3 separate regions of the Mus musculus genome follow, and all the other regions are linked to region 3. Evidence: chromatin loops called from intact Hi-C (ENCODE). Cell type or tissue: left cerebral cortex. All regions are shown on one strand.

Region 1 (8,000 bases), 72 kb after region 3:
CTAGCATTCCATCACTGTAACAAATGTCTCAAATAAACCAACCTAGAGAGAGAAAGGTTTATTTTGGCTCACAGTTTCCATTAACAGTTGGCTGGCCTCTAGTTTGGGGCTTCCGGTGACTATCTTATAGCATCAGAGAGCAGGCTCTGGTTGTGAGTGTGGCTAGGAATGGAAAATATTCTGAGGCACTCACATCCTCTTCAGGCACATGTTCCCAGCGAGTAGAAGACCTACTTCTAGACCTCTTAGAGATTCTCCTGACTCCTTACAGAGCTACACAGGAGCCCAAGCCTTAGCCACATGAGCCTCTTTGTTGTTAAAATGAAATTGGTGTTGCAGTTAGGACCAATAGAGCAACATGTATGAACTATCTGGCATGTTTGAACACACTACAAACCCTAGCTTCCCTTTCTTGGTCTCTTCTTCCATCGAAGGCATTCACGGTAATCTAAGGTAGTGAGCAATGGTTTTCAATTTTTAAAACTTTATCACAATTGCATAGAATTCTTTGGTTGAACATTTCTATATAAAACTTGCTCAAGACCCCTTGCCCTATAGTTACAGCATATTCAAAGCCCAGCTTACCTGACTTCTGAATCTATATATGCTCTTAAGCTCACTGTCCTGTCATTGATATACTTAGCTCTTCCCAGCTTTTGGTATCTATCTTGTTTCCATAGGAACCCTGGTAACTGTGTTCTGGCTCCGTTCCTATCAGCTACGGCAGCATTTCCTGTTAGCACATAGCCAGCCCTAATTCTGGGTTCTGAGTTTTCTGTGGCCTAAGGGAAACCTCTATGGTCAAATATAGCTAAGCAAAGGGCTCCACCCATGGGCACTGGCTTTGAGGTTTTGGGGGATTTTACTTTGTGATATGTTCTTGCAAACATCTTTTTCCGGGCTGATTAGGATGTATTTATACACACATACACTGGGTACTCTCGTGTCTTAAATTTCCTTCTGTGGATGAGCAGCAAGAAGTTTTCACACATACACAGCAACAATCTGCCATGAGTAAAACCCATGGCTTGTCAACAATCAGAAGACGTTCCCAAACATGTGTGATAAATCAATACATACAAATAACTAAATACATATGTGGAAATTCATCAGCCATTAGGGAAGTGCTAACTGAGTTCACAGCAAGACAGCATCATAGACTTGGGGGTTTGCACAAACCAACATAGAGTGGTATCCTGAGTTTCGACGAGGGAATGCAACACCTGAGCCATTACAATGGTGCAGTTCAATGTACTCTGAAAAGTGCAGTGGTATAGCCACTTTGAACATCAACCTATGGGAAGACTTAAAGCATTAAACAGATACTCTCTACTCCATTCCTTGATCCATATACAAAAGAAATAACAGCATATGTCCATACAGAAGTTTTATGAGTGTTCATCATTTGTAGTTGTCAAGGAAATGACCCAGACATTTAAAAAAAGTATAGTAGTAAAAAAGCAAAGCATCTGTATTCGTACAATGACATACTTCACACAATAAAGGAGTGAACTCTTTGTATGTACAGCATGGGTAAATCACAGAACAAGTAGGCTTGGAGAAAAGATGTATATAATGCCGGGCAGTGATTGCGTTTGCCTTTAATCCCAGCACTTGGGAGGCAGAGGCAGGCGGATTTCTGAGTTCGAGGCCAGCCTGGTCTACAGAGTGAGTTCCAGGACAGCCAGAGCTACACAGAGAAACCCTGTCTCGAAAAAAAATAAAAAGATTTGTATACTGCGTAATTGTAATGACATGAGATTCTAGAAACTGCACACTAATCTATAGTGATAGAAAACTGATCAGTGAGTATCTGGGCATGGGAAAGAGGCTGGAAAGAAGTGGGCAGAAGGAAGCACAAAGGAAGGAGAAAATGTTTGAGAGGGATGAAGACCTCTATCTAGAGGTTGCATTAGTGTCACAGGTATATAAGAGTATCAGCACCTGCTAAGGTGTGCACTGTAGATGCCATGTGTTGTGTGCCAGGAGGCTTTGCACAGTGGAGGCTCTGTATTTGGCTTCAGCATGAGTAGTTGCCTTGTCCACCTTCCATGCCCCACTTGGCATTCTTCTGGGAGTAGTTTGGGGGAAGCCAGAGGCCTATATAGCCCAATCCCTCATCTTTGATGCAGTAGGAAGTATCTGATGATTAGATGTGCACAAACCAGTGCTCTCTCTCTCTCTCCCTCCCTCTCTCTCTCTCTCTCTCTCTCTCTCTCTCTCTCTCTCTCTCTCTCTCTCTCTCTCCATATGTGTGTGTGTGTGTGTGTATTATATGGCCCAGCATCCCCCATTACTTTTATCTTGACAGTCTCCCTAAAGTTGTTGGCTAAGCTACAGAAGTTGACCACATAAGTAATGTATAAAGATATTTAGGATCTCCTTACCTACTAAGGAGTGTACTGTAGTAGGACTGGCTATTCCTTCTACCCAGGAAAGGACACAAAAGAATGTAGAAGGAAGTGGTTTTCTGGGACTATATGTGTGGTTCAGGGGTAAAGTACTTTATATAGAGTGCAGAGGCCTGGGATCAATTGTTGTAATCTCATTAATAGGTCATACTAAGTAATGTGGGAAGAATGGGTAAGGGGAAAGAGAAAGGAAGGGTGACACACATTACCCTACATATTGGAGAAAAAGTGGAACTGTTTGCTGAGGTAGGAAGACGGAGAGATGCAGAGTACTTACTACATCTTACTGAGACTGCCACCTATACGGATTTCCACTGGGACTTCTTACATATGCAGGCCTATCTTGTCTGGTCTAAGTCACTGTTGTTTCTTAAGCAAATATTCATCTGTTTCTCATCATATTTCTATACAGAGGGGTAGCATTTAGGGATGATAGGCTAGTTTTCTTACATATGACATGCTTTGAACTATTTAAGTAGAGGGTAGGTTCAGGGAAATGGTAAGGACCAAGTGAAAGACGCCTCTTCTAGTGGAGAACTGAGTATGTGTGGACCCATTGCAGGGTGATGCTCAGTTTGAAGTCAATAAAAGACACCCCTGATCTTGAATTGCTGTCTGGAGAATGGGAAATAAGATCTTAGCAGAGAGGCATAAGATTAGATACTTATATGTGGGTAATTAGAAAGCAATAGGGCAAATGCCCAGGTTCTGAGGTAAAATACAAGAACCCAGGGTCTTGCACTTTTTACTTATGTTATATAGTTTTTCTCTTTGTCTCTTGTGTTTATATCAGCAATATGAGGGCAGTTTCTATAACACACTGTGCATATAAACCCCCAAATCAAGGATGCAAATGCAAGTTTCCCCAACTGCCCTTGAATAGGAGCTAAGAGGCTTTGAGATTTTCCATGTTCTAATTGTGATGTAGACACAGACTTAAATGAGCACTAGAGAATGCTTTACAAAATGACCAGCATTAATGTGTCAGGTGGCAAGCACATTTAGAGTAGACATACTGCATACTTACTTATCAATTTGGTAAACATATCCTTTTTCAATGTTTATCTGTAGGTTATACTTGAAATATAACAATGATGTATCTATGTGTGAGACAATAGAGAGGAACCCAGTCTGCCTTCTTAAGAATCATTTGTCTTCCTTGGGAGATTGATAATGTGCTGGAGTTATCTTGTGGAACGAGTAATTTGTTTGCAATGGTAATAGTGATATGGTTTGTTTTGGCATTATTATTATTACTTGAGGAATGACAGATTTCCTGAGATTTGCCAATAGCCATTTATATGCTATGTAGCCAACCAGGAACCATATCACCTATGTTGTTACAAATGTTGTTTTATTTCACACTCACACTAAATCTTCTTTACTATGGTTGCACAGATGAGGACACCGAGAATCACTGAGGAGCATCTGACTGGCCAAGATTCTACAACCCATATAACAGAGATGGAATTCAAGGCCAGACTTTGAACTTTGAGTCGGCATTCTGTTTTGTCTTCACCTTCCTCACATGCTTTTGGGGTGCATCATTTTAATGTGTTGTTTATTTAATATTCACTGAAGCAAGAGTTCTCAAGCTTTATGGGTCTGTTCCCCACACACCAGCACTCAAATCAAACAATATTGTGCTTGTATAACTTTCTATGGGAAGTCTAGAGACTTTACAGATAGTCCAGAAAGTCTCAAGGCTGGAGGAGCATGAGGCCTTTCATCCCTTTGTATTCTGAGTTCTCCTTCCTGTTTTCTTCTCACCTGAATAAAACAATTACCATGACACTTCACACCACACATAAGACATCAGCCTACAAGTGTCCATTGCTCTTCTGCCCTTCTGCTCAATGTCATTTCTCCAATGAACAAGAATGTCAGCTGAGTCCTTAGAAAAATCTGAGCCTGAGATAGAGCAAGGAGTGAATGAATTGTATTAAAAAGGGGAAAGAATGATACTAAAATACACAAAAGTGCTAGGAACTAGAATTAGGTGAGGTAACTTCAACGCAAGTTTAACTACGGGTTTGGCCTGGAAAGCATAGCAAGGGGTCATCTTTCCCCGACCAAACAGGACATCAGGTCTTCTGTCTTGTGTGGAGAAGTGACTCAAAGTGACAATATATTTATGGTCTAATGAACAGTAATGTATGCTCTCTCTAATTGTTCAGAGTCTTATAAGGAAAAAAGACAGAAAGATCAGAGACAAGGGACTCTTGGGAAGAAGCATAAGGATGGACATCTGGGAGTGGGTGTAAAGTGTGAGGATGTGTGTGTCACATTCTAATAATCCCAGAAGCTTCCATCCCCAAACCACTTGGCCTGTAATCACCATAGCCCTAGCACAAATGACACATGAATGGTTACCCATAGGTAACCATTGGTATATCACAGTGGTGGATATAGAGGTCATATACAGGGACAACAGCATTGGCTTCAACTTTCCAACCTTATTTAGCTATTGCCACCTCTGAGTGTCCAGCACATGACTAGTGAAGACCAGTGCTGAACACTGTGTGGTATTCTTCAAGGAAATGAACAAGTTATTTGATAAGTTGGCTGTATTTCATTCTGAATACTTTGTCCTCATAAGACAGATGCTGAATCTAGCTGTGGATTTCTGTTTCTTATTTAGAGTATTCTATTTATAGACAAGGGTCCACATATTTTAACGTTTAGAGAGTTATTGTAGATGGGAAAAGGAAATAGACCCATTTTTTATGGGTGTAGCACATCTTTCAATCCCTTAATCCCTCAATCACATTATCTCCTTGAAGTGCTGCCTAGCTCACCAGTTACCAATTCTTAATTCATGTTAAGAACATCCTTCTTGTATATTCACATTTCTGTGTTTAGATCAGAACCCTACCATTTACTGTGTAGATTCATTTCAAGAGCTTCCAAATAGACTTCCATACCCCATAACTATACTCCAATCTACTTTATATATATTTATCACTAAACTCTATATGGAATAGAGGAACCTTAAATATATAATGTTGCTTATCTTCCAAACTTTAGCTCATCTCCAATGTTTCCATTGCTTGTACCATAGAATCTAAAGTTGGTGAACTGTAAGGTTAATAATGTTAATTTGACTAAACTGGGAGATGCTTAATGTGTAGGGTATCAGTTTAGCACATATGTAAATATGTCTGTAAGGAGAATTTTAAAAGATAATTAATTCATGATAGCTCTGACTCAGTGAATGGATAGTTGATCCATTGGTAGATTCAAGACTATTAGGAGGTGGTGGAACTTTGCAAGTTGGAGGAAGAAGGTGGGTGTATCCTTCCGGAGGTATATCTGGGCTTCTCCTGTTATCATCACTCTGCAATGATTCCTGTCTGCCTTAATGTGCCCTGCCCTGGTTCACTACACTCAATGACTGTGGAGGACTGAAACGCTTAAATTTGTGAACTGAAAACAACTTCTTCTAAGTTATTTCTGATGGTCATTTTGTCACAGCATCAAACAAAGCACATAAACTCGTACATAAGCAAGGGATGTCCTTATTGGTCAAACATTAATTTTCATAAAATCCAGGAGTAAGATGGGAAACTTAATATAATCTTATAATGAAACAGAAAAGTAAACAAATAGCTGGAAAGGCAAGATGTGTCCACTGGTGGCATAGGGACATTACTTGTAGGGGTGTAACCAATGGCTTTCTCATAGGATCTGAGGCCTACTCTCTGGAAGACAATTCATGTACTATTGGTCAAATGCCTGTGAATAGGGAGGACATAAGCCCTGTCAGGAATGGTATTTCTATTGTTTTGCTAAATATTCATGTCCTGCCTATCAAATTGCCCTTGAAAAGACCTCTAGTTTCATGAGTCCCAAAGCTAAGAATGTCCTCAGACAAAATTCAATGCCTACTTTGCTGTAATCCTTATAACCTATATGATGTTTCTACCAATGTATTTGGGAAAAAAATGCCTTGATTTAGGACTTTGTTCTGTTACTGTGAAAATGCACGTAAGTGATGCAACACTGTAGTAGGGTTTTTGGGAAAGTTCAATCTATATTCCCAAGCCATAGTCACTCATATTTTGCTCTAGAATAAACTCTAAACTTTTATTCCTTTGAAGGTAAGAGCTGTCTTTTTTGTGTCAATGGTGTGGAAGCCCCTAACCCTTCTATGGAGAACACCCATGTCTCCATCTGGGTGTTCCTCAATGGAATCTTGTTTGTTTGTTTGTTTTGAGACAGGGTTTCTCTGTATCGCCCTGGCTGTCCTGGGACTCACTTTGTAGACCAGGCTGGCCTCGATCTCAGAAATCTGCCTGCCTCTGCCTCCCAAGAGGATCTTTTATAATAAACTGGCATTTGTACAGAAATAACTTCTGGGTTTTGTAATACATTCTTGTGAGATTATGCCCTTAATTAGGGATCCTACATTAAATCTTGGTTGGTATCATAACATAATGGTAGGACCCAGGTGGTATCTACAGAGTGACTTAATGTGAGGGAAAGTCCCACACATTTGTTGTCAAAACATTATATGTAAGCAGATATGAACACCTCTTTTTTAGGGGTTGTGAATTGGGAAAGTACTGAAGAGAACTTTATAGATTTTCTACAGATTGACCTTGAAGTTGAATATAACTGTGTATTAATATACAAAAGGCAACATCCAAACTGTTTACTTAAGATTATTGTACTTCTTATATTTAATTATATATTTTCTACAAAATGTATTGTATTAGTTTTCTGTTGCTCTTTTTTAAAAAAATCACCACAGATTGAGGCTTATGATGATACAAATATATTATCTTATAGCTTTGAAAGTTGTAAGTCTGAATTAGGTCTCCAGATGTGAGCAAGGCTCCATTCCTTGAGGGAGTGTTAGGGAGAATCCATTTCCTTACTTTTTAAACTTTATAGAAATGGCTCTCATTCCTTGGCTTGGAAGTCTGTGAGATGGCTGATCTTGGTTCTCAAATTTGACTGGATCTGGAATCAACAAAAAATGCAAGCTTCTGGGCACTGCTGTGAAGTACTCTTTCCACTAAAATCATTTGAAATATAAAGATCTACCCTAAATATAGGTGGCATCTTCTAGTGGCAGCCCAGATAAAAGGTCATGGAAGAAAGTAAGTGCTGTCTTTGCCTGCTTGTCTGCACTCTTTTTGACAAGTCCACCTATCTCACTGCTGCTGCACTCCTTCACTGATACGAGAACCAACTTCTTTGGGTTCCCAGTATAGCCTGAAGACCAGTAGCTCTTCTGGAATCCTTCAGGCCTTTCATGCCAGACTGGGACTCCTGAGACACCTATCCTGGTAGATTGGGTAACTACTGGGTTCTTGCCTGTGCCAGTATGAGACAGTCATTGTTAGACTACCTGGGTCTTACTGTACAATTAAATCCGGTAAATCCCTTCTTAATATCAATTCATTTTATCATTCTGTTCTTCTAGAGAACCCAGCATTGTCACCTTCCAAGCCCACCCGTGCCCACACCCAAGCAGTCCAGTAAGCTCTGATCACCCAATGACTTTTTTAGTGGGAAGTTCCAAACTCTTCCATAATACTCCCCAAACCAAGATGGTCAGGTCTGTCACAACAATGCTATTCC
Region 2 (8,000 bases), 62 kb before region 3:
GGGTTATATATGAGTCCTCAAATCAATTTTATTGATCCGTGGGTCTGTTTTTTATCACTATAGCTTTGTAGTATAACTTGAAAGAAGTATTGGTGTTGCCTCTTCCAGCATTTTTACTATTCAGAACTATTTTGTCTATTGGCCATTTGCATTTTCTTATGAGTTTTAGGATTATTTATTCTGCTGAACCTGCTGCAAGATGTGGAAATCCTTAAGTACCAATAGACTTTATCATAGTTCAGGGCTGGACCATACCCAGGGTCCACAGTTTACTCTGAAGCCACAGGGAGAGACAGAACTACCTCACTGCCAGTGGACTCCATCCAAAGTCAAATCAAATTTATAACCTTGACCTACAGCTTCCATTGACAACATTACAAGGTATGGAACTTCCCTAAGAATGATTAAAATTCTAATTAGTTTCAATATATCCTTTTACTCAATTAGATATAACTTCTAGAACTCTTATTAATTTGCAAATTATGATTTGTATATTGTTTAGATATTTTAAAATTCCAATGAAAGAGGTTGGTCACTTCTGACTTTATTTTTTTCTATTGCTTAGAACTTCTAGTTAGACTAATTCATAGTTAGTAAATGTTCTACATTCAAGGAAATGTAAAACTACCTAGTCTCTATTTAGATTTTTCTCATTTTAAAAACATACACTAGTAGAATTACAAGCTCATTAAGCATAAACCCAACTAAAGTATCAAATAATTTGTTTTTCTCTGAAAAGGGAAATACTTTCCTTGAGTCAAGTATGGGAGGAGTTACCAGAGGAAAATGAGAGTACAAGAAGATTAACAAACTAAATGGTCAGGAAACAAATACCTTCAAAGCAAACAAGCAAACACATAAAAGTATATCTTAAGCTATACACTTGGAACTGAACCAAATAAAGGTATTCAAGAAATAGAATCTCTAAAAAGATTTTTAAAAATGCATATAATGGGTATTTTGTGGAACCACAAATGGGTATGTCTGTGCACCACATGCATGCAGTGCTCAGAGAGGCCAGAAGTTTGATTATCTGAAACTGGAATTAGAGGTAATTGTGAGTTGTCATATGGTTACTGGGTCCTCTGGAAGAGCAGCAAGTACTCCTAACTACTGAGCAATCTCTCCAGACCCACAACAAATAGGATCTTAAACAATCAGTTGAGAATTAATAAATAGACCTTTGATCAAACCAAGGGAGGGCTGGTGTCAAGGAAGAACTCTCAAAAAGCTACCTGAGGATACAACTGGTTTGGGCACAATGGGCCTATGCTAGTACCAACACATGTGACTTCTTCAGTAACAAGTGGATCATCTTTGAGGTTCCAGTTTTGGGCGCCATAACTGATGATGCACCAACCAACCAGCCAACCAACCAACCAACTAACCAACCCCCCCCCCCCAAAAATTTAAATTCAAGGGGACAAGAGATAGTTTAAACTAGAGACAAATGTGAGGGACCATGACCCAAGAACACAACCTCAGGTATCCCCAATTCCATGTTGTGATATGTTAATAGTTTCATGATATTTTGTAGTAACTGAAAATAAACAATAAATCATGACATCTCAGATACATTGGTGGAAACACCAGACTGGCAAATTATAGAAAGGCAGGGGAACCTCTGTTGTAGTCTATGATATTCTCCTTTGTGTTGGTGTAAGACAGGCATCTGTTAATGCATTCCAAATTATTTCATGTTATGCAAAGACATCAAGAAGTTACACACAAAGGAGAACAATGGATATTTAACGGACTAAGATGACCCAAGGTAATTTGTATTTAGGTCTCTAACCTATAACATTCAAATCTTTCCTCAATTTTCAAACATTTCATTAGTCTGTTGTTAGATAGGTCTGGGAATTTTCAACTGTAAACACTTTAAGCACATTTACCACTATTTTTTTTATGAGCAATCTGGCTACCTATTATTGCATTCCAATGATATTTTACCTGAGAATACTAGACACACTAATGCTGCTTGAATAAATAAACACACATATAAAAGGACTATAGTGAATAAATCCCAGGATAATTCTTTCTAAGTTACAATGTGGTAAGAATCATCAAATGTGCTTATTAAAATGCAGGTGCTTTGAATTTATTCTCTGGGAGTCTACCTGATTAAATAGATCAACAAAGAGAAGCTCATGGATCTGCATCTAAAAAATATATTTATTTGTTTTACTTATTCACTTTACATCCCATTCACTGACCCTTTCTAGGTCATCCCTTCCCCAATCCTTCCCCCATCTCCCCTCTCCTCCTCTGAGAAGGTGGACCCCCTGGGTATCTCCCTCCCTGATACATCAAATCTCTGAGAGGGTAGGTGCATCCTCTCCCACTGAGGCCAGGCAAGGCAGCCCAGCTAGAAGAACATATCTCAAAGACAGGCAACAACTTTTGGAATAGCCTCTGCTCCAGTTGTTTGGGACCTACTTGAAGACCAAGCTACACGTCTGCTGTATATGTTCAGCGAGGCCTAGGTCCAGCCTGTGCATGTTCTTCAGTTGGTGGCTCAGTGTCTGAGAGCCCCAAGGGTTAGTTGACCCTGTTAGAGTTTCTATCTCCTTCAAGGCCTGCAATTCTTCCTTCTATTTTTCCATAAGAGTCTCCAAGCTCCATCAGCTCTTTAGCTGTGGGTGCATCTGAGTCATATGCTGTGTGGAGCTTCTCAGGACAGCCCTGCTACATTTCTGTCTATAAGCATAACAGAGTATCATTAATAGTGTCAGGGACTGGTGCTATTTGATTTTTAATAAAGAAGCCAAAACTGTACAATGAAAAAAAAGAAAGAAAGAAAGCATCTTCAACAAATGGTGCTGGTCTAACTGCATGTCTGCATGTAGAAGAATGCAAATGGATCCATACTTATCACCCTGCACAAAACTCATGTCCATGTCCAAGTGGATCAAGGACCTCAACATAAGGAAAACTGGATACACTAAATCTCATAGAAGAGAAAATGGGAAATACCCTGGAACAAATTGGTCCAAGAGAAAACTTCCTGAACAGAACACCAATGGCTCAGGCTCTAAGATCAAAAATTGGTAAATAGGACCTCATGAAACTGCAAAGGACAGTGTCAATAGGACAAAACAGCAGCCTACAGATTGGGAAAGGATGCTCATTAACTCTACATCTGACAGAGACCTAGTGTTCAAAGTTTATAAAGAGCTCAAGAAGTTAGACACCAACAGAGCATAACCCAACTAAAAAATAAGGCTCAGAGCTAAAGAGAGAATTCTCAACAAGAGAAATCTTGAACAGCAGAGAAGCACTTAAAGAAATGTTCAAAGTCCTTACTCAATAGGGAAATGCAAATCAAAACAACTCTGAGGTTCCATCTTACACTCATCAGAATGGCTAAGATCAAAAGATAGCACATTGCTGGTTGGGATATGAAGAGGGGAACACTCCTCCATTGCTGGTGGGAGTGCAAACTTGTACAACCACTTTGGAAATCAATTTGGCAGTTTCTCAGAAAACTGGGAATAGTTCTACCTCAAGACACAGCTATACCACTCCTGGGCAGTTATTCAAAAGATGCTCCACCATCCCACAAAGACATTTATTCAACTATGGATCTACATTTAAAGAAGCATCCCATACAATTCAGACAATTTAGGGAAAGCTTCTTTAAGAATACAAAGTAATTTGAAGGGAAAAAAAAAAAAAACAGCAAAGAACATTTGTTCCTGGAGGTGGCACACAGTGAAGAAAGTGCTTGTTCCCTCAAGGGATCCCTGGAAGTGGTTGTTCTCTGCAGGCTTGAGAATAAATAGATATCAGCTGAGTCGGAGAAAACCTCACCGAAGCTTCGAGCTCTGTTTACAAGGGCTCTAAGAGTTCTTCCGCAGGTCAATGGCATTATTGTTTTATCAGAACAGTCGCTATTTGGCCAAGCTCATCCCCACTTCCACCCCCAACCCCTGCCCTCGGCCCCATTAAAATGACGCGCTTGTCAAACTTCTCTTTGGATGTTCTTCAAGTATTTTTAGCAGATTTAAGACAGTCTTCCCTCGTTCCCTGAAGGAGGAAAAAGTACAAGTTCCCTCCAACTCATTGGAGAGGCATTGCTCAGGAGCAGCTCGTGGGGCGCCAGCTACAAAGAATGAGAATGTGGGATAATTTTCAGCCCCCTCCCCTCTGCTCTGTCTCATTTTCACCACCCACCTTGCCAAATGCTCATGCTATCTGCAGCAGGTGCTTTTCCGGCTGTTTAAACAATTTCCCTTCCAAGAGCGATAAATCCCAAAGGATTCCCAGGTTTTACTCAGTGCAAAGGAACCACACCAGGCAAGGCAGAGAGACAGTTTTAGTCTAAAAGATTTTCAGAAAGTGTTAAACAGAGATGATGTCAGGTGTCTGTCTTAGTTAGGGTTTCTATCACTGTGAGGAGACACCGTGACCACAGTAACTCTTAATAAGGAAAATATTTAATTGGCGCTGGTTTACAGTTTCAGAGGTTTAGTCCACTATCATCATGACAGGAAACATATTGGCCGTGGTGCTGGAGGATGTGCCTAGAGTTTTACATCTGGATGGGCAGGCAGCAGACAAAGAAACTGACACTGGGCCTGGCTTGAGCATTTGAAACCTCAAAGTGACACACTTCCTCTAACAAGGTCATGCCTGTTCTAACAAGGAAGGCCACATCTCCTAACACTGCCACTTTCTGTGGGCCTACGGGGCTCATTTTCCTTCAACCCATCCCACCATCTCCACCAGGTGCAGAGCCCTGCAAGCCCGGGAGCTCCTGTAACAGTGACTACTTGGATATGCTTGGGCATGCCTTAGTTCCTCGATCCTAAAATTTACCTTTGGTTCACCCCCTCAATTCTGAAGGCTGCATTTTCCAGATTGTTTTCGGCCTTACAAAATTGATTTATCATTTGAGATTTCTCAGGGCCTTTCACATGAGGCAGTTTGATCCTGTTCACCTTCTACTCCTCCTTTAATCTCTCCTGGATGCACTCAATCTTCCCTGCCCACAACTTTGTGTCCTTTGTGTTTTTTCCCCGTGTGTGTGTGTGTGTGTGTGTGTGTGTGTGTGTGTGTGTGTAAATAACCCATTAAGTTTTATTTGTGCTGTTGGTTGTAGGGTTCTGATGAGGAGCATGGTCAACCTACCAGAGGCAACACCTTTAAAGAAAATTGACTTTCCCTCCCCCAGAGTGCATCACTTCAGCTAGGGGTGGGGCCTCATAAGCCCGTTCCCTACCTCCTGGACAGAATGGCGACTGTTTTGATGTTGTTCAGGTGGCCTCCCCTTCCACAGGTGACCACCCCTTCCATGAGTCTGAGAGTGCAGTGGTCCTGACATGTCCAGAGGACACTGTCTCACTCTTCGCCATGCCCTCTGCCTCTCACAGTCTCCTTGCCTGCACTTCCACAATGAGCCTTGGGGATGGCTGGTATGTATTATAATACATGCTTCCCAGTTGTGGCTGAGCTCTGTTTACCTTTCCTCTCTGCACTATGAACAGGTTGTGAGTTTTTACCACAGTCCACTGCATAACAAATCTATTTGTCCTCAGCTCCAGTGAGGGTAGTCCAGTTGAGTTAACGTTTTGGGTTGAGTGTTTCTCTGACTCCAAATGTTCTGTTTTTCCTCTTAGCTGTGATCTCCATAATATCCTCATCCTTCAGTCCCTTGAGTCTAGATGACAGAGGACCACGGCAATCCACAGGCCATCACTGTCTTCCTCCTTGATAAAGAATCCACTCTGCTGGGTGATCGAGAAGGGAGAGCTAAGGCCATGGGAGGACAGATGAGAATGGGGGAGTAAGAACTGTTAGAGTCTCAGAATTTTTCTTTAGATCTTATATAACCCCTAAAATTTTATTTTCTTCTTTATTTTTAACATTTTCTTTTAACTTACATGTAGTGAGCTCAGCTAGAATCTTTATCTTTAATGGCTTATTATTTAGGCTTCTGCTTTAATAGATGAGGTGTGTGTGTGTGTGAGAGAGAGAGAGAGAGCATGCACATGTGGGTAAGGTAATATAGATGGTTATATATTAAAATTGAATTAGTATGACTACACTTGAGTGTTGACTTTCAGAAATTTCTTGGATTGTGATGCTTTCATTTTATTTTCTTTTTTTTTTCCATTTTTTGTTAGGTATTTAGCTCATTTACATTTCCAATGCTATACCAAAAGTCCCCCATACCCACCCCCCCACTCCCCTACCCACCCACTCCCCCTTTTTGGCCCTGGCATTCCCCTGTACTGGGGCATATAAAGTTTGCAAGTCCAATGGGCCTCTCTTTGCACTGATGGCCGACTAGGCCATCTTTTGATACATATGCAGCTAAAGACAAGAGCTCCCGGGTACTGGTTTAGTTCATATTGTTGTTCCACCTATAGGGTTGCAGTTCCCTTTAGCTCCTTGGGTACTTTCTCTAGCTCCTCCATTAGGGGCCGTGTGACCCATCCAATAGCTGACTGTGATCATCCACTTCTGTGTTTGCTAGTCCCCGGCATAGTCTCACAAGAGAGAGCTATATCTGGGTCCTTTCAGCAAAATCTTGCTAGTGTAGGCAATGGTGTCAGCATTTGGAAGCTGATTATGGGATGGATCCCTGCATATGGCAATCACTAGATGGTCCATCCTTTCGTCACAGCTCCAAATTTTGTCTCTGTAACTCCTTCTATGGGTGTTTTGTTCCCATTTCTGAGAAAGGGTAAAGTGTCCACACTTTGGTCTTCGTTCTTGAATTTCATGCGTTTGGCAAGTTGTATCTTATATCTTGGATATCCTAAGTTTCTGGGCTAATATCCACTTATCAGTGAGTACATATTGTGAGAGTTCCTTTGTGATTGGGTTACCTCACTCAGGATGATGCCCTCCAGGTCCATCCATTTGGCTAGGAATTTCATAAATTCATTCTTTTTAATAGCTGAGTAGTACTCCATTGTGTAAATGTACCACATTTTTTTTGTATCCATTCCTCTGTTGAGGGGCATCTGGGTTCTTTCCAGCTTCTGGCTATTATAAATAAGGCTGCTATGAACATAGTGGAGCATGTGTCCTTCTTATCGGTTGGGGCATCTTCTGGATATATGCCCAGAAGAGGTATTGCTGGATCTTCCGGTAGTACTATGTCCAATTTTCTGAGGAACCGCCAGACTGATTTCCAGAGTGGTTGTACAAGCTTGCAATCCCACCAACAATGGAGGAGTGTTGCCCTTTCTCCACATCCTCGCCAGCATCTGCTGTCACCTGAATTTTTCATCTTAGCCATTCTGACTGGTGTGAGGTGGAATCTCAGGGTTGTTTTGATTTGCATTTCCCTGATGATTATAGATGTTGAACATTTTTTCAGGTGCTTCTCTGCCATTCGGTATTCCTCGGGTGAGATATCTTTGTTCAGTTCTGAGCCCCATTTTTTAACGGGGTTATTTGATTTTATGGAGTCTACCTTCTTGAGTTCTTTATATATATTGGATATTAGTCCTCTGTCCGATTTGGGATAGGTAAAGATCCTTTCCCAATCTGTTGGTGGTCTTTTTGTCTTATTGACGGTGTCTTTTGCCTTGCAGAAGCTTTGCAATTTTATGAGGTCCCATTTATCGATTCTCGATCTTACAGCACAAGCCATTGCTGTTCTATTCAGGAATTTTTCCCCTGTATCCATATCTTTGAGGCTTTTCCCTACTTTCTCCTCTATAAGTTTCAGTGTCTCTGGTTTTATGTGGAGATCCTTAAGCCACTTAGATTTGACTTTAGTACAAGGAGATAGTACTGAATCAATTCGAAATCTTCTACATGATAACAGCCAGTTGTGCCAGCACCATTTGTTGAAAATGCTGTCTTTTTTCGACTGGATGGTTTTAGCTCCCTTGTCAAAGATCAAGTGACCATAGGTGTGTGGGTTCATCTCTGGGTCTTCAATTCTGTTCCATTGGTCTACTTGTCTGTCACTATACCAGTACCATGCAGTTTTTATCACAGTTGCTCTGTAGTACATCTTTAGGTCGGGCATGGTGATT
Region 3 (8,000 bases):
ACTCTACCATAGAAGTTGTATCACTCTTGACTCATTTTGACATTGCTACCACACTGAGCATTAGTCTTTTTAAGCATTGAAACTATTATGGGATGAAAGACAGGTTTTTGAACTTTATGAAGTATTCAGTGAGTATGCATATGTTAAAAATCATACAATACTTTCTGTACATTGCAGCTAAAGGGCAAAATGATCTGGTCTGGGCAGTAACGAGGATGTGAAAGAAACGACTTAAGAAGGAGAATGAATACCTGCATACGATGTTAACAGTTTTTATGTGATGCTGCATTATCTCTAAGCAAGTGCTGAACAATAGCCAATAAAAAGGAGGACGTTAACTTCTAATACTGTTGATTATTAGTTCAGGTCTTCAGTTAAAATTCATATTTTAATAATGATAATTTTGAGAATATTAAATATTCTAAGATATTAAAGTACTGTTTTATATATTTAAATAGAATGCCAGTTCCATTAGGATTATTGGCTATTGGGTAAAAATTGTCTTGGCCAGCTAAACTTATAATGTAAAAATATCATGATATATTTTTGTGCATATACATACACAATACTTACAAACCATTGAGTGTCTCATACTTTTAGTTTGACAGAGTGACTTTTGCATTGCAAAAACCATAGTGTAGCATGTAGTATTCCACGTGTTTTTCAGCTGTCCAAAACACTTTCTTAAAAAATAATATCACAGAGGGAGTTAGTATTCCAGGAACCATAATTTATATAAGTGTTAAGAAACATAACATTAGGATATATCTAAATATCACTTATTAAAAGTATGAAGCAGAATTAGACCATCCACGATTCACCTTTAGATTTGAAAGGATGAAACTTTATTTTGCTCTAATTATTTATGTGGTGATTTGAATGTGAAGAACCTCCATAGCCTCATCTGAATGCTTTGACCCTAGTTAGTGGAACTGTTTGGGAAGGATTAGGAGGTATGGCCTTGTTGAAGGAGTTGCATTATTTGAGTTGAACTTTGAGGTTTCAAAAGCCCACACCAGGCCCAGTCTCTCTCTCTCTCTCTCTCTCTCTCTCTCTCTCTCTCTCTCTCTCTCTCTCTCTCTCTCTCTCTCTCTCTCCCTCTGCCTCTCTCTCTCCTTCTCTCTGCTTCCTGTAGATCAGATGTAAAGTTTTCAACTACTGCTCCAGTGCCATGTGTATCTGCTTCTCACCATGATAATCATGGACTAAACCTCTGAAACTATAAGCAAGCCCCAATTAAATGTCGTCCTTTAAAAGAGTTTTCTTGGTCATAGTGTCTCTTCACATCAATAGAACAGTAAATTGAGGACAATATATAATGATCTCAGGGGGATAGACTTCCTCTTCTTTTCCCTCCAACTACCCAGTTGAGAAAAGAGTGTAAAAGAAAAATGGTGGCAAGAGATAGCTCTGATCCCAGCAACTGAGGCCTGCACCCAAAATCTTCCAAGAGTCAAAGCTTTTTTTCTTTTTTTCTTACAGTAGTGGTGATATTTTTAGGACTCCATACATTTATAGACACTTGACTATGATCATAGATGAAGGATTTGAAAAGGGCGTTTCACTTACATGTTTATCTTCAAGGATGATGGTTCATCACTGGACTGTATTTTTCCTTGGGGAGGACCACCTCTCCTACTCCCCATTTTACTCAGTTGCCTGAAATTCTTCATGTAGGGTTAGGACCTCGTAGGATTTTCCTCATCTGATTTGTCATGTTTATTGGTGCTGTTGTGTGACAAAACTTTCCCTGAGATGCAACATACTTGTCTACTTACCCCCAGATATAGGGAAACCAAGACAGACCAAAGTGTGGATATCACCAAGGTCCAATTTGGCTGGCTGTGGATCTTGCCTTTAGGGACTTTAATGAAAAGTGTTATAATCATAGGACTATGTTCCAAACATTGTGTTTAAGACATATTAACCTTAGGGTTATGTCTTAGCAAAGTACCACCTATAACTATTTAGATATATTGTATGTGCATGGGTATGTGTTGTGTGACTATATGATGTGTGGGTGCCTATGTATGTATCTTTGCATGTATGTATGTTTGTGTGTGTTGTGTGCACACCTGTGGAGAACTGAAAAGAGTGTCAGATCCCCATGACATCAGAGGCACTGTGAGCCACCTGATTTGGGCACTGAGAACTCACTCTAGTACTCTGGAAGAGGATCAACCACTTTTAATTCCTGAGTCATCCCTTGTAAAAATGAATTTTATTCTCTTGTAATGGTTGTCTCTGAGGCTTACTGCCTCAGTCTGCTCACCTAGGCCTAGTCCTGGAAGCTTCTAGCCTCCATGCAATCTAATATAAGCCTAGAATGTTTTCAGCCTCTGAGACTTGATGTTGAATAAGCTTACCCCTTCCTAGTTCTTTCTGAGCTCTGGCCTGGTGGTTCAACTCAGCTGTTCTGGCTCAAGCTCCACTCCAAGCTGACTGATTCTGTCTTTTCTCAGCTTTTCCTGAATTGCTCTGCTTGGCTTCATACTAACGTTGGCAATCTGTTCCAATCTTCTGGCTTCTTCTCATTCTCTAGCTCATTCTGTCTTCTACTGTATCTAGCTTTTTCTCTCTCTGCACCCTGTCTCTGTACAATTGTCCCAGTAGAACTGCCTCCTTCTCTCTCTCTCTCTTTCTCTTTCATTGCAATGCTCTCTTGAGTAGCTTCACTTTTCTCTCTCTTCTTGACAGAGTTGGGCATATCCTATTCTGTTTCGTCTTTTTCTGATTCATCACCTTGTCTGCCACTTAGTTAGACATCACTCTCAAACATGGGTGCTTCCTTCTACAAAATAACTTGACCTTCATAGTTTTAGATTAAATATGTGTGTGCTAAGGACTGAACCACACCACAACTAAAAACATGTTGTTTTTTTTTTCAGTAAATAATACAGTCTCAGGATTCACAGTATGATCATGTATCCTGTAATAATGTCTCCAGTCTCCACTTATAATTGCCAATAAAATATTTACTATAGGGATCGGGAAATGCTGTGATTAACATTGTTCTCTTTCTTTAAGGAATTATGTGAGAAAGTTTAAAGTGAGTAGTATAATTATTATTTATCCAGAATATTGTTTGTATGATCTATACTTTCATGAGGTTCTTTGTTTATCTCTTTATAGGTTTCTGTAAAAATATATTTCTTCTTATTACTGTTTACTAATACTATATTCTTTTCTTAGTAGAAAGTTAAGAGAGGAAAGAAAGTGAATACAAATTTCCAAGACACTGTGAGTTTTAAGTAAATACAATCTACACTTCTGATTACCTTTGCCTTCAACAGATTTCATACTGAGCTTATTTTATAACATAGAGGATTACACAGACAGTTTCTGAATGAGCACTCTATAATGTCTTGGCATTATAGAGTCCCCTGGCATTGACAACAGGTGGATTTAGGGTTCAATCCTGGTTTTGGCAGTTACTAGATGTTAGAGAGGCTTGTGCAGTCCGATGCCTCATTTTACCTTTCTACAAAACGCAGATAATGGTGGTTTCCTTGGATATACAGATGGAGCACCATAAACCGGGCTCTCTGGAGGGGAGCTATAGGAACCACAGGGAGACTCTATCTGCACTCCACTCATTTACTGAAGAGTGACTGGCATGGTTTCTAAAGGACAGTGAGGAAGCTTTCTCCTACTTTTGCTTTTCACCTGCTATTTTAGTAGTGTTAAAACACAAACACCTCACTGACTGCCTTTGCTGTTACCATGGTGATCCAGGTTCCTTTTAGAAGAAGTGACAGGACAGATTGGCTTTGAGAATTGTGAAATATCACACTCTAAATATAAGGACTGGGAATTCACAGTGATACAGACAATGGGTGGATGGGTAGAATTTCTGCTACCGCTCAGCAACACAGAACTGGAAAACACATGGGAAGCTTGGCATGCTACCGGGTTCTGGCTCTCCAGGTTCATCAGAGAACAGTTGTGTGAGCCATCAGACATAAGACTGTCATCAACTGCGAAGTTTCCTTCTCTTTGGATTTTTTCTTTTTTTTCAAGGCAGGGTTTGTCTGTGTAGCCCTGGCAGTCCTGGAACTCATTGTGTAGAACAGGCTGACCTTGAACTCACAGAGATCCACCAGCCTCTGCCTGAGTGCTGGGACTAAAGGTATACACCACTAATGCCTGGCCTCTTTGGATTCTTTTTATGCTTCATATCTTCTCTCATGTTCTGCTCCTTTCTACTATCAAATATCTGCTCCCAGGCCTTTAATTCTTACTACATTGACACAGAAATAATTAAATAGGAGTTAAACAAGGATTTATATAACATTATTTCAGAAAATTTCAAATATGATAAAGTAGCTGTGTCCTTTATTCAATAAATCTCAATTCCTGGCTAACATCGATCCCATTCAACTTTACATTGTTTACATTATTTTTTCTTTTTAAAAGTTGTTCTCTGAGAATTTCAAACATCTATATGATGTGTTACCTATATACATTCATTTACTTTCCATTCTATTTCTCCTATTCCCACCGAATGAATTATCTTCTTCTGTGACCTGCTGTTTAATTTGGGTTGTTCCATGAGCACAAATTGGGGGTAATTTAGCACAGCATATGTAAGTTACCAGAGGATGCACCACTGAAAAACTTTATTCCTCCTTCCTCAGCAATAATTAACTGCCAATGACTTCTTGGGGGAGGTAGGCTCTTAAGAGGTCCCATCCATGACAGAGTATTAATGAGTCTAATATTATGCACATTTTGTGCAGGTAACTACAGTTGTTTTAATTCATGACACAATGGCCCTATCTGGTCCAGGAGATCACATTTAACTTTCTCTTGTCCTCCAGCTCTTACATTATTTCTTTTCTATCTTCCATGATGCTCTGGGAGCCTCAGGGATGATGATAGACTTGTGCTATGTAGGGCTGAGCACTCCCCAGTAACTTATTGTTGGCATGTCAATAGTTGTGAGTTTCTGTATCATTTGTTGCCAACTGCAACACACCAAGACAGAGAACAGCACAATTTTTATGTATAATTTACATATTTAGAAGGCAGTTTGACACCATGTTTCTTCCAGACAACAGTCTATCTCCCCTCCCCTCAGGATTTACGACTTTCCCAGGCACGCGATGTTTACAGTTTAACACATGAATTCTCTCTTAGAAATAATCCCCAATTTCAACCAGAAAGCAGCTGGTTATCCTCATAAAGTTCTTACCACTATTGTACCACTGGGCATATAGAACTGAAGTGGAGATTTCTGGTTTCTTTGGAGACTCATTTGTGTCATGTGATGTCATGTGATGTTTCATTGGAAGCTGTCTTATGAGAGGATAATTTGCTGAAGCAGACGCATGGGAGGATGTTTTGCTGAGAACAGGCATGTGGTATTTTTCTGAAAGCTGCCTGGAAAAAGGGCATGTGATGTTTTGCTGATGTGGATGCTTAAAAGGACACATGATGAAGGGTCATGTTGTCAAACAAACAGTGGATGACACTGTACCATTGGTTCTCCTTGACATTCTTTGCTGGTCTTCATTGGGCTTTGCTGATGCTGGTCTTCCCTAATGATGCTGTAGCATTGGCTCACCTTGTCTCCTTCTCTTATCATCATTTGTCATAACTTCATAGAGAGAAATGCACCAAAGAACTCCTTATGATATTCTGGTGGCTTCTTGCTGCTTCTGCAGACTGGGGCTGATTGGCAGCTCCTGTAGGTTTCCTCTGAATAGAACTGCTGTGGCTGTTTCATGAATGGTGTTTGTGAGTGGACTGAGCTATTGCTGTTGATTCATGTGAACTGAACTGATGACATCCTGACAATGAAGATTGGAATAGCACAAAAAAGCTATTTTTAAGCAGGTTCACATCCCCTTTTGCCCTATTAACCTTTTCTTTCCATTACCTCTGATGGGTGATGGGCAAAAAGGGAAATTAAAGTATTTGAGAACCCCTATTAAAGAAGGTTTTGAAAAAACAAAGCCTACATGTAACTGACAGGTGAATATCATAGGGCACAGGTGTCATAGCTGGGGAAGACCTTTGATGACTTTCACAGCTGGGTGCCTGTGCAGTATCCATCACTATGAAAATTCACTCACAAAGAGGATGCTGCAAGCTCAGATCCAGTGAGAATTTACTTTTTTCCTTTTCTTTTCTTTTCTTTTCTTTTCTTTTCTTTTCTTTTCTTTTCTTTCCTTTCCTTTCCTTTCCTTTCCTTTCCTTTCCTTCCCTTTCCCTTTCCCTTTCCCTTCCCTTCCCTTCCCTTCCTTTCCTTCTCTCTCTCTCTTCTTTTTTGTAAGATTTATTTACTCTATCTCTATCTCTATCTCTATCTCTATCTCTATCTCTATCTCTATCTCTATCTCTATCTCTATCTCTATCTCTATCTCTATCTCTATCTCTATCTCTACCTATCTCTATCTCTCATCCATCTATCTATCTATCTATCTATCTATCTATCTATCTATCTATCTATCTATCTCTACCTATCTCTATCTCTCATCCATCCATCTATCTATCTATCTATCTATCTATCTATCTATCTATCTATCTATCTATCTATCTAACTATCTATCTATCTAACTATCTATCTAACTATCTATCTATCTATCTGAGTACACTGTAGCTGTCTTCAGACATACCTGAAGAGGGCATCAGATCCCATTACAGATGATTATGAGCCACCATGTGGTTGCTGGGAACTGAACTCAGGACCTCTGGAAGAGCAGTCAGCGCTCTTAACCGCTGAGCCATCTCTCCAGCCCCAGTGAGAGTTTTCTATGTCCTGTAAACAAATGTTCGGTGTCCCCAGCAATGGCGTTTTAGTATTCAGTTCGGCAATAGTCCATTGGGATGCTTCTGGGATTTCCCTGCACAACAATACACAGGGAAGTACCCTACACTAAGATTCTGGCACAGGAGTTGTCATTTAAGAAGCCATGCCATCTGGAAGGCAAATTAACTATCCATTGCAGGATACGTCTATTCATGTATTTAATACATATTAAATACATGTATAAAGTAGGCTTTCTTGTGGCATTTCAGTATCTCCTAAGTTTTGTTAGCCCTTCCTCAATCCTTCTCCACCATCCCCTGCCCTGATTAAGTCTGCGTCTTCTCTGATCCTTTTTCCACTGTGTTCTATGCTTGCACATTTTAATGTATTCGTCTATGGGGCAAGAGGACCATGCCACCAGGCAGAAGAACTGGTAAGGTTGAGAGAGCACAAATCCCGCGAAACTCGAAATTGAGAATGGTAGGCATGGAGCCAGCTCCCTTCCAAACTCTACTTGCTCTGGAACATATGACAACAGCACCCTACTGAGAGGACCATGGCAATCAGTCACACAGCATAAAAACCTGGAGTTCTCCATGCTAATGGGGTATCTAGATAGGCCTTGAGTATTCAGCCAATGAAGTTCCCTTCCTGGGCATTCCTTGGTTCACTCTGAGTAAGGTATATACATTTTTATACACCATGAAATAAAGCCGTTTGAGCAGCACTGACTGTCTGTTCATTAAGGACTGCCAAAGGTGGAGGCTTCATCATAAGAGCCTAAATCTCCTGGAGTAAGCCTGTTCTTCCAGCCCCTCCTTACTCCCGGCATTCACTCAGAAACTAACCAGGTTCCGCTCATTCCTGGGCTCTGCCTTCCTCTTCCTGCTTGACTTGTGGACACCCAGAGGGAAAGCACAGATCAGGACCCTTGTTCCCAACTACCAGCAGTACTCCAGTGATGCCTGGGTACAAAGGAGACTGAGAGTCACAGCAATTGTCCCAGACTTTGCTCTTTCCCACCTGGGAAGACACGGTCTGAGGACCCCCATTATGGACTGTGTTCTGCCTCCCTTGAGCAGCATGCCCTCTGGGGACCCCAATGGCAAGGCAGACACACAGCTTGGCATGCTTCTTATTCCTTCATGGCATCTTATGAGCATCTTGGGCTCTACAGACACTCCAGGTTAAACTCACAAAATTAAAACTTTGAGAACAGGACTTGAGTTTGTAATAAGGAGACCCT

What was found. Peaks named below come from ENCODE experiments on the same cell type or tissue, not always from the same donor. Only the 100,000 strongest peaks of a DNase experiment are listed, where the experiment ranks them.
Region 1: it touches region 3 in a loop (4-fold over the local background); 6 of 42 quality-filtered maps call a loop at or near these places.
Region 2: a loop joins it to region 3, with 4 times the contacts of the local background. A loop is called at or near these places in 2 of 42 quality-filtered maps.

Annotation. Positions count from the first base shown.
Region 1 is chr11:16,969,963-16,977,962 of GRCm38, reverse strand. It overlaps Plek (pleckstrin), which reads left to right. Exons shown (of 10, transcript NM_019549.2): 10 at 3,810-6,757. The coding sequence ends at 3,813. Among named protein-coding and RNA genes, the nearest start is that of Fbxo48, 23 kb to the right of the region's middle. In left cerebral cortex, no CTCF peak of the experiment used is centred here; DNase peaks (open chromatin) are centred at 743 and 4,688.
Region 2 is chr11:17,103,303-17,111,302 of GRCm38, reverse strand. No RefSeq gene overlaps it. Among named protein-coding and RNA genes, the nearest start is that of Ppp3r1, 52 kb to the left of the region's middle. In left cerebral cortex, no CTCF peak of the experiment used is centred here; DNase peaks (open chromatin) are centred at 3,550, 3,710 and 4,162; H3K27ac peaks cover 532 bases.
Region 3 is chr11:17,041,787-17,049,786 of GRCm38, reverse strand. No RefSeq gene overlaps it. Among named protein-coding and RNA genes, the nearest start is that of Cnrip1, 6.1 kb to the left of the region's middle. In left cerebral cortex, no CTCF peak of the experiment used is centred here; DNase peaks (open chromatin) are centred at 2,134, 2,470 and 3,767; H3K27ac peaks cover 1,360 bases.